Linked DNA regions of Homo sapiens: all the other regions are linked to region 2. Evidence: chromatin contacts called from ENCODE Hi-C or POLR2A ChIA-PET data. All regions are on one chromosome and are shown on one strand. The core of a region is the stretch at or near the end of the contact, and the rest is flanking DNA. Distances in the headings are between cores, read along the strand shown. Region 1 has its middle 33 kb from the start of PLEKHG1. Region 2 has its middle 51 kb from the start of IYD. Region 3 overlaps PPP1R14C (protein phosphatase 1 regulatory inhibitor subunit 14C).

Region 1 (4,829 bases), core at 505-3,004, 150 kb before region 2:
ATGAACTGGGGCCTCTTGACATCTCTTGGATATATGGCTCCATAGATCCCCCCCCTTCCAGAAACAAAGTATTTTGTTTTCATTATCAGCTGATGAATGAAGGAATTGACTTCCGAGCAGAATATACCCACGCACACTCACTCTGTGTTGATTTGGAATCAACAAGCTCTCCTGCTCAATGCTAAGGGAAGTAATCACATTTTAGAGTCTTGCAGTCTAAAACCTTGAAACTATAACCACAGTGCAATAAAAACCATACAGTTTTTCCCTATGGTTATGTGAGGTCTTTTAGGGGTGCCCTCCCCTGACCTATGTTTCACAACATGAAAAATCCATGATTTTCAGAGATTCAGTAAGTGTTCCGAGAATGGACTTTATTGTATCTTAAACATACATTCCTTTTACTCAGTTGTAGTCAACGAAGGATTCCTGAGATGAAGTGCATATGTATGTCTACACATTTTTGTTTGTTTGTTTTTAAGGCAGGGTCTTGCTCTATTACCCAGGCTGGAGTGCAGTGGCATGATCATAGCTCACTGTAACCTTGAACTCCTGGGCTCAAACAATCCTCGCACCTCAGCCTCACTAGTTGCTAGGACTATAAGTGTGCCCCAGCAAGCCTGGCTAATGTTTGTGTATGTGTAGGGACAGGTCTCGCCATGTTGTCCAGGCTGGTCTCAAACTCCTGGTCTCAAGTGATTCTCCAGCCATGGCCTCCCAAAAATGCTGGGATCACAGGTGTGAGCTGGCATGCCCAGCTATACACATTTTGAAAGAAAGCCACACATTCCTTTCATGGCTTAGTGAGAAGGACAAACGACAACAAAAATATGGACTGCACTGCTTACCTACAAAACCATAGACTGTTTTCCTTAAACTGATGTGAGCTCATTAAGATGCCTGATTCCTCTGGGACTTCGGGTCACCAGCTAATCACATCATATTTCAGTCCAACACTACAGACCAGTCTACAATTTCTAATCCCATTCTGCAAGTCCCTCCCCACACAAGGAGGCCCTGCAAAAGAGTCCACAGGCATTGAGGGACTTTCTGTCCATGACTTGGAATACTTATGCCTGTCTATGACGCTGGCACCATGACTCACTCCTGCTGTGAGATGGAGCCTCTCATCCTTTCACCAGCTGGCATGGAAAGACTGCTGTGCCTCCTTTCCAGGCCCCATGCCTGTCAACACGTCTGATGATAATGAACAAGCCACAGGTGAATTGTGTGCCTGCCTACTGGATGACAGCTTCTGTCAAGTCCCCAAGGGGGGAAGGCCTCTGCCATCATCCCTGATCCACAGGCTGCAAGATGGGGGAACAGGATGTCCCTGCCTGGATAGGACTCTGCCCTTTTGCTTGTTGATATGTGAGGTGCTATATGGCCCTCCATTAGAAAACAGAGAAGTGTTGGTTCCAAAAGGATTTATTTGCAAAAGTTTCTCTGACCTATACGTACAGATTTGGGAATAATTTGAATTTACATACACAAGAAAAAGCAGAGAAATGAAGCAATTATCCAAGGGGGAAAAAGATAGCTTTTGTTTGAAATGCTCAGATAATTGAAACCAAAATATGTATGTGGGGAGGAAAGGGCGCACTTGAATTACAAGGATAATTGCCCCAATTCACTGCATTACTTTGTATGTGTAGACACAAAAGTGTGCAGTATTTAAAGGATCCGTTATCCTCAGAAATGCAACCCCAGCCTTTGTGAACTCACTTTATGTTAAGAAGCAGTGTTCAGAAACCCTGGAACTCTGCCAGTACCATTGTTTGCAGTCCATTTCAGTGTCACTGAAGTCAGAGAGAAATTTGTTTTAAGGGTAATGTACTATGTTTTTATGATAGGGCTTCCACACTGAGGCGTGGGAAGTTGAGATTTCATGCTATTCATGACAAGCCTTTAAGCTCTGTCTTGTGAGAAGAAAGAAGTACATTAAGTGAAAGAGCAGTGCCTATAAAACAACTTTCAAAGGATTGCAGCATTTTAGTTCGTAGTATGTTAGCACAAATCTGTGACTAAAGATAGTATATTCATCTTTGAACTAAGATTTTGAACTCGGACAGGCAAATTCTCCTACATGGTCAACACTATTCAAACTGATAAGGATTATGTCTACAATGGAATCTTAAGAGTGTCCCTTGATAGCATAGAAAAGGTTGTTGTAACCTCTAACTTGTTTTTAAAAAAATCCTGGAAAAAATGTTTTCAGAAGAAAAAGGGAAATAACACTTTAGAAAGGGAAAACAAAACTTCTGGGGCAGGAAAATCAATTCTTTAAACATTTCTTTCTTCAGATGATGAATTTCTTAAGAAAAGCAAGGGGTAAAAAGAACAAGTCTTTTTGTGCAAATGAGAATCAATCCAGCAGAGCAAGATAAGATACATAAAGGTGAAATACAGCAATCCAACAGAACAGGGTAAAATACATGAAGATAGTTTTGTGTTAAAACCAGAACTATAGAGCCTGGAAGAAGATGAAAATAGTATTTCAGGAGACCACTTATTTATAAAAATGGAATTTGCTCTCCATTTTTTAAACTTCCTAATACTTATTCCTAGCATTTAAAAATGATTAACCACTTCTCAAGACTGAGTAGGAGAGACAGAAACATTGGCACACCATTGAGCTTCCAAGTTTGGAGCATGAAGGTTGACTCATGGACAAGGAGCTGTTGCAGGAAGTTGGATCCCAACCAACAGATTGAGGGGAGGGGAGAATTCTGCTTCCAGACAGCATGTAGCACCTGGAACCAGAAGAAAAATCAACATTCAGAGCATCCCAGGCCATGCTGAAGGTGGCTTGCAAAAGTAAGATTTTGAACTTGGACAGGAAAACTCAAAGACAGAGATGCTGGAAGCCAAGCCAATGCCTGTTCTTAGGGTAATGGTTGCAAATGTGGTTTTGGAGGCCAATTACCTGGATTTGCATCCTGGTGTGCTCACTCTCTAACTCTAAGTGGGGTGACTTACTTGGCCTCTCCAGATCTCATTTTTCCTGCCTATCAAATGAAAAAATGAAAACCTACCCCAGATATTGTTGTGAGTCTCAAATGGGCTAACACACACCAGGTGCTTAGAACAATGCTTCATACATAATAAGTGCTCAATACCGGCCAGCTCTGATTAGTTTATACTTGCCTGGGTGAGAGCCTGACTGTGGGATGGGCTAGGGCTGCTGAGCTCATGTCTGGTCTATGAAGGTGTCATGTGCTCTTGATTCCATCCTGGGCTGAAATGAGAGGTGAACTCAGCTAACTAAGCTTTTTAGTTTAACTGGAAATCAATACCAGCAGCCACTGAAGGTCATTGAACACGGGCATGGCAATATCTAAGTGTTCTATTAGGGAGACAGAAATAAAAAGAAGAAACCAGAGGCAGAGACCCCACTGGGAAGATGTTCCAGGAGTTATATTTTCTCCGCCAGAGCCTCCATTACAGAAGACAGAAAGAGAAGGAGTGTTAGGTACGTGAAGATGGTGAGAGGAGGAATAAAACATGGTCATAAAACAGTGACTTTAAATTCTCATGCTCGGGTATCCGGGAGAATGATCGTGCCAATGAACACAGTAAGAAGTGTGTAGTTTCCACATTTAATTGAACCCTCAATAGGACTGAATTTTTCTTTCATTTATCTGAAAGCAGCTGCCCCTCACTTTCCTATGGTTAATGTGCCTCCTTCGGCCACTCTTTTCTGAAGATTCCAAACCAGATCCACAGCCTCTCAGCATGTGGCTGTGCTTTGTATCAGACCACAAACTCCCTCGGCATTTTTTCTCAAAATGTCCCACTCTTCCTTCATGTTTTCATCGGTTTCCTATGCGGCTCCCACCATTATGTTCTTTTTTTGAGACTTAGAGGAAAAAAAGCCAATCTTGTATAAGATTAGGACTTCCACAAAAACCCTCTTCCTTTCCCGTCTGAGCACCTGCTTCATAGTTTTGTTTTGTTTTTCTTTTTTTTTGAGACGGAGTTTTGCTCTGTCACCCAGGCTGGAGTGCGGTGGGGTGATCTCAGCTCACTGCAACCTCTGCCTCCCGGGTTCAAGCGATTCTCCTGCCTCAGCCTCCTGAGTAGCTGGGATTACAGGCGCATGCCACCATGTCTGGCTAATTTTTGTATTTTTAGTTGAGATGGGGTTTCAGCACATTGGCCAGGCTGGTCTCGAACTCCTGACCTCAGGTGATCCGCCTGCTTCGGCCTCCCAAAGTGCTAGGATTACAGGCATGAGCCACCATCTCTGGCCCCCTGCTTCATAGTTTTTTTAAAACAGTATTCATCATTTTAATAATTTATTTACTATAGTGTTATTCTTCTTTTTTACTGGCTTGAAAAATCAGAATATGAGCATGCTCAAATCTTTTCTAATCCAAAATATGTCTTTCAGTGGTAGTACTACATCACACGCTTTCTTTCTTTTTGCATTTTTCCATTCAACAGCAAACTTACCAACAGAAAGCTCTAGGCTTCTTCTACTTCCTTGATGTCCATTTACTCATAAGTTCCTTGCTATTTTAAAAAAGGTTTTATATACATGCATAAAGCATACATACAAAAAAAAATGCACAAACCGGAAGTGTCTGACTCAATGAGCCATTGCAAAGTGACCACACTCTGGTAGCAACAGGGATCATGAAATAGAAAGTTCCCAGCCTCCCAGAAGCTCCTTTCATGCCCCTTTCCTAGCTCCAACCCTCCCTCTTCTTCTCTCTTGACTTCTAACACCATGGATTAGTTTTCCATATTTTAAATTTGTATACAAATGTAATCATACAGTATGTAGACTTTTGTGTCTGCTTTCTTTTGCTCAATTTAAGATTTGT
Region 2 (4,542 bases), core at 1,642-4,141:
CCCCTCTTTTGCTTTTTGTCTGCTGTTAACCCACCATTCCAAAACCCACAACAGGAGAACAGATTGTCTGGATATACTGTATTTATTTTAGCTGTTCCTATGGAATAAATTACTTCTGAATTTAGTGGCTTAAAACAACGATAAACATTTATTATCTTACACCATTTCTATGGATCAGGAAATTGGGAGCAGCTTAACTGAGTGGTTCTGGTTCAGGGTGTCTCAAGAAATTGTAGTCAAAAGTCATCTAGGGCTGCAGCCATCTGAAGGCCTAATTAGAGGTGGAAGATTTGATTCCAAAATGGTGCACTCACATGGCTGGCAAGTCGGTGCCGGCTGTTGGAAGAAGGCTTCATTTCCTCATCATGTGGCCCTCTCTGCATGGCTTCTTGAGTGTTCTTACAATGTGGCAACTGGCTTTCCCAAGAGCAAGTAATCCAAAAGAAAGCAAGGGAAGCTGCAATGACTTTAGTGACCCAGTCTCAAAAATCACACTCTCTCATTTCACAGTATTCTATTGGCTGCACAAGTCAGCCTTATTCAAAGTGGGAGGAGATGACACAGGGTGGAATATCAGCAACAGAATCATTGGGGGCCATCTTGTAGGCTGGCTTCCACATTTACAAAGGACTTAAAGCCTGTTTTCTTAAGGACTAGATTAAATCAACTTTTAAAATATGCTGTTTTACTTTAAAATTCCCTTGGTCAACACTTCACCAAGATTCTTTAGTTTAAACAAATGCTGGAAATAGGAAGTTAATTCCCAAGGCCATATTTTGCTTATTCCTGACTGGGTATGGTATGAGTGGGCGGATTCTTCTGGGGGAGTACATCAAGGAGTGAGACATGGCATTTCTCACCCTGAAACAAATAGTTTAGTATCTTCTCAAACTTTGTATTGCTGGCACATGTGTGCTAAAAGAAAAAACTTAGACAAATTAAATTTAACACGGTTTAGTTGAACAAAGAATGATTTGCAAATTGGGCAGCCTCCCAAGCCAGAGTAGGCTCAGAGACTCCAACGCAGCCATCTGGTGGAAAAGTTATGGTCAGAAAAAGGAAAGTGACACACAGAAAACAGAAGTGAGGTGCAGAAACAGCTGGATTGGTTACATCTTGGCATTTACCTTATTTGAACATGGCTTGAACAGTTGGCCCCCTTTGATTGGCCAAAACTCAATGATTGTCACAGAAATAGGTTACAGTCTGTTTATACCTCCATTTAATGTATAGCTCACCATATAGGGAGAAACCTTTAGGCTAAATTTAGAATATGTAAGGAGGCAGCTTTAGGCTAAACTTGATTTAACGTGTGTGTATGGTAGATATCAGAATACTTTGCAACAATATCCATGTTCTCTTCTTCTTGAGATAGGTCCTTGGGACTAGTTCTTATGAATGGGATGTAAGCAGAAATTATGTATGTCATCTTCAGACTGAGGCGGTTGAGTGGAATGTGATTTATCCATTTGCCCTCTCTTTTGTCACCTGTTGATAGGATGCAAAGCATTGGTAGAGGGAACCATGGTACTAGAAGATGACAGAGCAACCAGTTTGAAAGAGCCTGGATCCCTGAATGAATGTATGGAGCAGGGCTCTCTCTCTGTTGAATGGTGATGAGAGTGAGAAATAAACCTTCATTGTACAAAGCCACTGAAATGGTTTTTTGTTACTGCAGCAAGTATTACTTGCTGCTACTAATGCCAAGTATAAATCATATTTAAATCTTTGCCATCCTGGGATTCAATTTAATTATACAAAACTAAATTCATGTCTACTTTAATATTCATGTTTTCTCATAGAAGATACCATTTTTTAAATAATAGGAGCGCCAAGCCCCAGAACATAGCTCTAAGGTGAAAATGTATAATGTCATAACTTATTACATGACATCTGGGTCAAGAGAATAGAGAAGACGGTGGGGTTTAAAAATAAAAAGTAAATAAGGGTTATAAAAAATGCAATACTATATAAAAATTGATCCAATGTATTCAAAAATTAAAGACTCTCTATCTCTTAATAAATACCAAAGTACCACAAGATTCTTTATATACACCAAGGACTAGGCAAGTAGAAAAAACAAACAAACAACTTTAACCTTATAATTCTAGAATGAAGGATCATCTCCAGAGTCCTCAGTAGGGCGCTTATAAACAGCTCCTAAAATCTTGTCAGCACAATCAAGGGCTGTTTCTCAATCTCTTTGTATAAAAAACTAGATTCTGTATTAGTCTGTTCTCAGGCTGCTAATAAAGACATACCCAAGGCTGCGTAATTTATAAAGGAAAGAAGTTTAATTGACTCACAGTTCCATGTGGCTGGGGAGGCCTCACAATCATGGCAGAGGACGAAGAGGAACCAAGACACATCTTACATGGAGGCAGGCAAGAGAGCGTGTGGAGGGGAACTGCCCTTCATAAAACCATCAGATCTCATAAGACTTACTCACTATCACAAGAATAGCACGGAAAAGGCCCACCCTCCCAATTCAATTACCTCCTAGGGGGTCCCTCCCACTGCATGTGGGAATTATGGGAGCTACAATTCAAGGTGAGATTTGGGTGGGGACACAGCCAAACCATATCAGACTTTATTCATTTTGGTTCTTCCTTTGAGGAAACTGAGTCCCATAAGGAAATGGAGGAAAACATGGCCAGCAGTGCCAACTCTCACCCCATTCACTTCCCGCCCTCAAGGGTGTGCTGCCCTTTCCTTAGCACCACCCACTCCAGGGCCGTCACCATCGCAGTGGGGGCTCTCCGTGTTTCCTGAGATCTCAAACCCAAGCGTTTCTTGGGGCAGCAGCGGGGGGCCTCGCCATGGAACTCCCGGCTCCCACGAGGGCTTCCGTGCCTGCTGGCTCTTCCGGCTTTGAGCGTCCGCACGAGAAGCCCCCTGCTGGCCACATTCATGGCGTGGGGACCTCGGGCTAAATAAATTTCATTTCTCTCTTCTCCCTCCTAAGTGTCTTCCACTATTTTCCTTTGTTGGCTCTGGACTTGTTCTAAATGCAGCCCTACTAAACTTTCGGGGGGCCTGAGTGTTTCTGGCATTAAGGGGTGCAGTGGGGCGGGGGGTGCAGAGGGGCTGGGGCTGCGCTGGGAGATGGCGTTGTGTTAAGTGAACGTGGACACAGTGGTATTTACAGCCTCACTAACGTGCCTTGTCTTGCTGCCCTAGCCTCTGACTGTGAATAAAACACTTCTCCTATTTTTTTTTTTAAGACAAATGACAAATAAAGCTGGGTGAAGAAAGTAATCATTTACTTTGTGTCTTCGGACATGACATTTCTTTCCTAACATCTTTCGGAAAGCTGGAGTTCCCTAATGCCCTGCTAAAGAAAATGATTGACATCTTTCAGAGGGCTAGGAAATTTATGCGCTGGAAAACAATTTCCAGGACGTTGGAGATGAGTAATTTCCCTCTCTATCACTATGTGTACAAAAGAAAAGGGACCCAGGGCGCTGATGTAACTGTATGAAAAATAAATGTGTGGCAAAGGAATAGTAAAAATACTTGAACTGAAAACAAAGAGAAGTAATCATTTTTTATAGTTTGGCTGTAGTCACTGAACAATTGATTTAGATGACTAAGTCTAACACATCTGTATTTACACGATCTGGAAGACATAAATTACTAACACGTAGAAAAATTTTGGAGAGGGGAAGTAAACTACAGCTTAAGTATCTGATGAAGTAATCTAGCAAGACTCACTTTTTCATTTCTGCTGAAGTCTTGATTACATCTAGCATGACTGTGCCATCTAGTGGTTTCACAGTAACTGCCTCGAGTTGGAGGATACAGTTCGGAAAATTGCTTTGAATATCCCATGAACTCTTGGGTAGGTGCAAAAGTAATTGCTGGTTTTGCCATTAAAACAGCAATTTCTTTTGCACAAAAATGGCCCAATAAGAAAGAGATTGAAAGAGTATTTCCACGGCACCCACACGCAGCTAGTTCTGAATTACTTAAGCCAATCATGGCATGAAAGCTCATGAACTTCACACAAATGCCTCAATTCAAACCACTGATTTCATCATCTAAAAGCATCTACTCGGTGTCAAAATGCGTATTGTGGCTGTATATCAAAGACACCATCAGGGTCTGTGGGCTTTGTCACTGTCCCCAGATGTTTATCTGCTGAGGAGAGGAGATGCAGGCTTCTCTTTCCTCTGTTTACAAGGTGCTAAGAGATACTGAGAATATCTGTAGCAACTAATAAGATCACAGAAGAACCCCCAAACTCAATAGCCATCCATCAACCAACCAAAGGCTGATGTTATTCACACAATAACGTTGACTTCCCCATATTTCTTGCTCTGAAATTTTGGGGATCTTTGATCATTTTAGCTTTAAAGTTGGAGCCCAGCCACACCAGCTTGTGATCTCTCTTCCTCTACCTGGAATCCCCTGCTCTCTCATCTGCGTTCTGGAGGCCACCAGTGCCCACCTAAGGTTGTTCCCAGCTCGCAAGTATCCCCAGTTCTGTGCAGTTCCCTGCTGAGCCACTCACATTCTCAACTGCGGGGACCTCAATGGCAA
Region 3 (4,565 bases), core at 1,423-3,922, 250 kb after region 2:
CAGGTCAGTGGAACTCCTCTGTAAACTACCATGGTGGGTACATGTCATTAAACATTTGTCCAAACCCATGGAATGTACAGCACCTTGAGTGGACCCTCATGTAAACTATGCACTTTGGGTGATAATGGTGTGTCAACGTAGGTTCATCGATTGTGACCAATGTACCGCTCCAATGGAGGGTCACGCCGGGGGAGTTGGTGGGGAGGCTGTGTTGGGGGACTGGGCAGAGAGTACATAGGAAAGGTACCTTCCTCTCAATTTTACTGTGAATCTAAAACTGCTCTAAAAAACAGATTTAAAATTTTTTAAATGTATTTTGTAAAAAAATGTTAAATAAAAGTTAATTTTATAGTCATAAAAAATAATAAGACCATATCACTTCCCTGCATAAAAGCTATCATACTCAGGAACAAAATTCAAATTCCTTACCATTAAAAAAAAAAAAAAAAGAGTCGTACTGTAACCTACAAGGCTCTGTTTCTTCTAACCTCATCACGTATCACTCTTCTCTCTCATTTCCCTAGAATGTAAAACCCACAAGGAAGGGAAGTGATTTTTGTCTCTTTGGTCTACTTCGATATCACGGGTGCTTAAAAGGTAACTAGCAGCCGGGCGCAGTGGCTCACGCCTGTAATTCCAGCACTTTGGGAGGCCGAGGCGGGCGGATCACGAGGTCAGGAGATCAAGACCATCCTGGCTAACACATTGAAACCCCATCTCTACTAAAAATACAAAAAAATTAGCCAGGCATGGTGGCAGTCGCCTGTAGTCCAGCTACTCAGGAGCCTGAGGCAGAAGAATGGCGTGAACCTGGGAGGCAGAGCTTGCAGTGAGCCAAGATCGCGCCACTGCACTCCAGCCTGGGAGACAGAGTGAGACTCCATCTCAAAAAAAGAAAAAAAAAAAAAAAGTAACTAGCACATGACAAAAGTGTAATGAGTATGTGTTGAATTCAGTTCTCATCACCCATATTTTCTTATTCTTTCTTGTGTGGCAGATTGTATTTTCCAAAACTGGCTTCAACAATATTTCCCATTCCACTTCCCTTCCTCACAAGGTGATCTCACTTGACTTTCCTCCCATCAGAAGGTAAAATCTATGTTCCTTTTCCTTGAAGCCTTGTTAGAACTGTGATTAGAACAGAAGCAATACTATGTGACCTCCAAGGCAAAGTCATTAAAAGCAATACAACTTCTTCCTGATCGTATTGAGATGTTTACTCCAGAGCCCAGTCCCCATACAGCAAGGAAACCGAAATAGCACATGGAAAAGCCTGTATGCTGAAGAGCTGACACAATGGCCCATGGCCCCAACAGTTTGCAGAGTAAGTCATGTTGAAAATACATACTCAGGCCCTAAGTTTGCCACATCAATTAATTCCCCATGAGGCAGAGATGAGTCACCCCCAACAAATGATGCACAAATCAGATTTGCAAGCAAAATAAATGATAGTCATTTCTTAAGCCACTAAGATGTGGGGGAGTTTGTTGCATGGTATTGGTAATTAGTAAACCTTGGTTCATTCTACTTTCAGCTTCTTCCCGCTTCGGCCTTTTCATGTTCGATTTCATCAGCCTAGAATTTTCTTCATTCACAATTCACTTGTCCTGTGCCTTCACCTTATGCAGGTCTCTGCTTTTGACACCTTCTCTTTTACTCAACCATTGGGTTTAGCAGCATCTAACAACAACGACAACCTTTTAACAGCAGTTTGGAGACTAAATATGATTTTTTTTCTGCCATATACAGAGAAGTCCAACATAGTTGGATATTGGCATTTGTTCAACAGTTCAAAGACGTCATATGTAAGTTCTTATTTTATTGTTTCTATTTTTAATTTTTTTTCCTCTTCTACTTACATTTCAGGAAGTAAGGAAAAAGACAAGTTTCCCATGACAACAGAATCAGTTACCATTAAATTATTATTCAAAAACTCCATGCAGTGAATTCATTTCACTGGTCAAAATTTGTCATAGGATCACCTCTAACTATAATGGAAGGTTAGATATTTTTAAGGAGTGTAAAATATCTTATTGATAATTTTATATTGAGGCTGGGCACGGTGGCTCACGCCTGTAATCCCAGCACTTTGGGAGGCCACGATGGGTGGATCGCCTGAGCTCAGGAGTTCGAGACCACCCTGGGCAACATGGTGAAACCCCATTTCTACTAAAGTACAAAAAATTAGCTGGGTGTGGTGGCGCGTGCCGATAGTCCCAGCTACTTGGGAGGCTGAGGCAGGACAATGACTTGAGCCTGGGAGGCAGATGTTGCAGTGAGCCAAGATCGCACCACTGCACTCCAGCTTGGGCTACAGAGTGAGAATCTGTCTCAAATAATAATAATAATTTTCTATCGATATGTTAAAATGATAATATTTTTGATACATTGAGTTAAATGTTACTAAATTTTTAAATTAAATTATATAATTGTATAAGAAGAGTAATTATATAATAAAGTTGTAAATACTCAAAACATGACTTTCTGATTATTTGGTGTTATCTGCCTATTCTTACGCTCTTAAGGTTACTTCCATCTCCTGCATCTGTATGGAGGAAGTACTTGTCCCTGCTCCTCCCCAGGGACTTCACAATGGTCACCTGAAATCAACCATGGCGAGGACTTACACTAAGGAAACTGGGCTGCTGTGAATCAAGGGTTTTTTTGTTTTGTTTTGTTTTGTTTTGTTTTGTTGAGACGGGAGTCTCGCTCTTTCGCCCAGGCTGGAGTGTAGTGGCGCTATCTCGGCTCACTGCAAGCTCCGCCTCCCGGGTTCACGCCATTCTCCTGCCTCAGCCTCCCAAGTAGCTGGGACTACAGGCGCCCGCCACTACGCCCAGGTAATCTGTATTTTTAGTAGAGACGGGGTTTCACCATGTTAGCCAGGATGGTCTCGATCTCCTGAGCTCGTGATCTGCCCGCCTCGGCCTCCCAAAGTGCTGGGATTACAGGCGTGAGCCACCGCGCCCGGCCGAATCAAGGGATTTTTTTCTCCCATGAGAGCCAGTTGTTAAACTTTCACCAGCAACTCACTGCATATATGTGAACCTCAAAGACAAAAAAAAAAAAAAAAAAAAGGGACGCTGTATTGTGTTAGGGAGAAGGAGTGGGGGAGGGAAGTAAAAGGGGAAGTGAAAACGGAAAGGGAGAGAGCAAGGTGGGAGGGGAGTGGGGGAGAGGAGAGTCGGGAGGGGAGGGGCCGCAGAAAGGGTGGGAGGAAAGCAAGGGGGAGAGGAAGAGGGGAGGAGAGAAGGAGAGAAAGAGGGGAGGAGAGAAGGGGAGAACGGAGACATGGAGAGAAAGGGGGAGTTCTTTTATGTGTTTAGTATCCCAAGGAAAACAAGGGTTCTATATATGTAAATTATTTCAGATAACTAGTATTCAACTCTTTTTCTTCAAATCTCTCTAAGGGATTCCTCGTGTGCCTGCCTTTGGGGTCTGAATGGCTCAGGTCACTCCTGTGGCCAGGCGTCCTGCCACACTGCCTCTCGGGACACGCTCCAGGCTGCAACAGGCTCAGAGCTCTCTGCCTTATACAGTATATAAGACAGCTCTGGTCTTCCGAGCTTTTTATAGATGCTCTGTCTCCTCCCTTACTGTCAGGCTGTCAGCTGTCACTTCTAGATGTTCTCCCAGAACGTATACCTAGCAGCCTAGTTTGTTGCTTCTAAATCTAGTGAACTAAAAAAGCAGAAAACCAAACTTGTTAGAAATGTGGCTAAAGTAAGAGCACAGAAGCTCTACATGGAAGCCCAAGGACCTCTGTAATAAATCAAGAACATACCCCAGCATACCCCAAAATATCGTATCTCTTTAGGGTCTCAAAGCTACTCTTTCTGCTTTTTGTTTTTTTCCCCCCCGAGACGGAGTCTTGCTCTGTCACCCAGGCTGGAGTGCAGTGGTGCGATCTCGGCTCACCTCAACCTCTGCCTCCTGGGTTCAAGCAATTCTCCTGCCTCAGCCTCCTGAGTAGCTGGGATTACAGGTGTGTGCCACCATGCCCAGCTAATTTTTTTGTATTTTTAGTAGAGATGGGGTTTGCCATGTTGGCCAGGCTGGTCTCAAACTCCTGACCTCAAGTGATCCGCCCGCCTCGGCCTCCCAAAGTGCTGGGATTACAGGCGTGAGCCACCGCGCCCGGCCTAATGTTTGTATTTTTAGTAGAGATGAGGTTTCACCATGTTGGCCAGGCTGTTTTTGAACTTCTAACCTCAAGGGATTCACCCGCCTTGGCCTCCCAAAGTGCTAGGATTACAGACGTGAGCCACCGCGCCTGGCCTCTTTCTGCTTTCCTTTAGGTTCCTTCACTCGGTTCCAAATGACTGGAGTTACAAAATTCCTGACTTCAAGGTTGGTGAGGTTTCACTAAATATATAAAATATTCACCTGAGACAAGCTGAAAATGAAATTGGACATGATATTAACTAAATAAGAACGAGAATCACAGTCCCATCACGGAAGTAACATTCACAAGCACCAGCCACCCTGTTCCCTTAGCAATCTGCTTCCTCCTCCTGAGGCAGGCCTGCTAGGAGGCTGCCTCTCCCAGTGGCCTCAAAAGGCTT

The links. A loop is a pair of places that touch in the nucleus more often than their neighbours do. ChIA-PET counts read pairs that join two places held with the same protein, here RNA polymerase II (POLR2A). Pooled maps may share reads with other maps.
Region 1: a loop to region 2 is called in a map of dorsolateral prefrontal cortex, with 2.7 times the contacts of the local background. The contact joins two enhancer-like sites. A Hi-C loop is called at or near these places in 3 of 168 maps with a recorded cell type or tissue (Right ventricle myocardium inferior, dorsolateral prefrontal cortex and heart right ventricle) and 1 of 50 pooled maps. POLR2A ChIA-PET finds 5 or more read pairs at or near these places in 2 of 52 experiments (H1 and RWPE1).
Region 3: a pooled map shows a loop between it and region 2 (5-fold over the local background). The contact joins two enhancer-like sites. A Hi-C loop is called at or near these places in 5 of 50 pooled maps. POLR2A ChIA-PET finds 5 or more read pairs at or near these places in 3 of 52 experiments (Caco-2, H1 and activated T-cell).

What each region holds. Positions count from the first base shown.
Region 1 is chr6:150,564,521-150,569,349 of GRCh38, reverse strand. No RefSeq gene overlaps it. Among named protein-coding and RNA genes, the nearest start is that of PLEKHG1, 33 kb to the left of the region's middle. Within about 2 kb of position 1,754, at least 2 of the 41 ENCODE cell types and tissues checked have a DNase peak (open chromatin) inside an H3K27ac peak, as active enhancers do.
Region 2 is chr6:150,417,565-150,422,106 of GRCh38, reverse strand. No RefSeq gene overlaps it. Among named protein-coding and RNA genes, the nearest start is that of IYD, 51 kb to the right of the region's middle. RefSeq lists enhancers at 2,140-2,706, 2,720-3,014, 2,707-3,275. Within about 2 kb of position 2,891, at least 28 of the 41 ENCODE cell types and tissues checked have a DNase peak (open chromatin) inside an H3K27ac peak, as active enhancers do.
Region 3 is chr6:150,166,663-150,171,227 of GRCh38, reverse strand. All of the region lies in intron 1 of PPP1R14C (protein phosphatase 1 regulatory inhibitor subunit 14C), which reads right to left. Among named protein-coding and RNA genes, the nearest start is that of PPP1R14C, 26 kb to the right of the region's middle. RefSeq lists an enhancer at 959-2,158 and a silencer at 2,809-2,858. Within about 2 kb of position 2,672, at least 2 of the 41 ENCODE cell types and tissues checked have a DNase peak (open chromatin) inside an H3K27ac peak, as active enhancers do.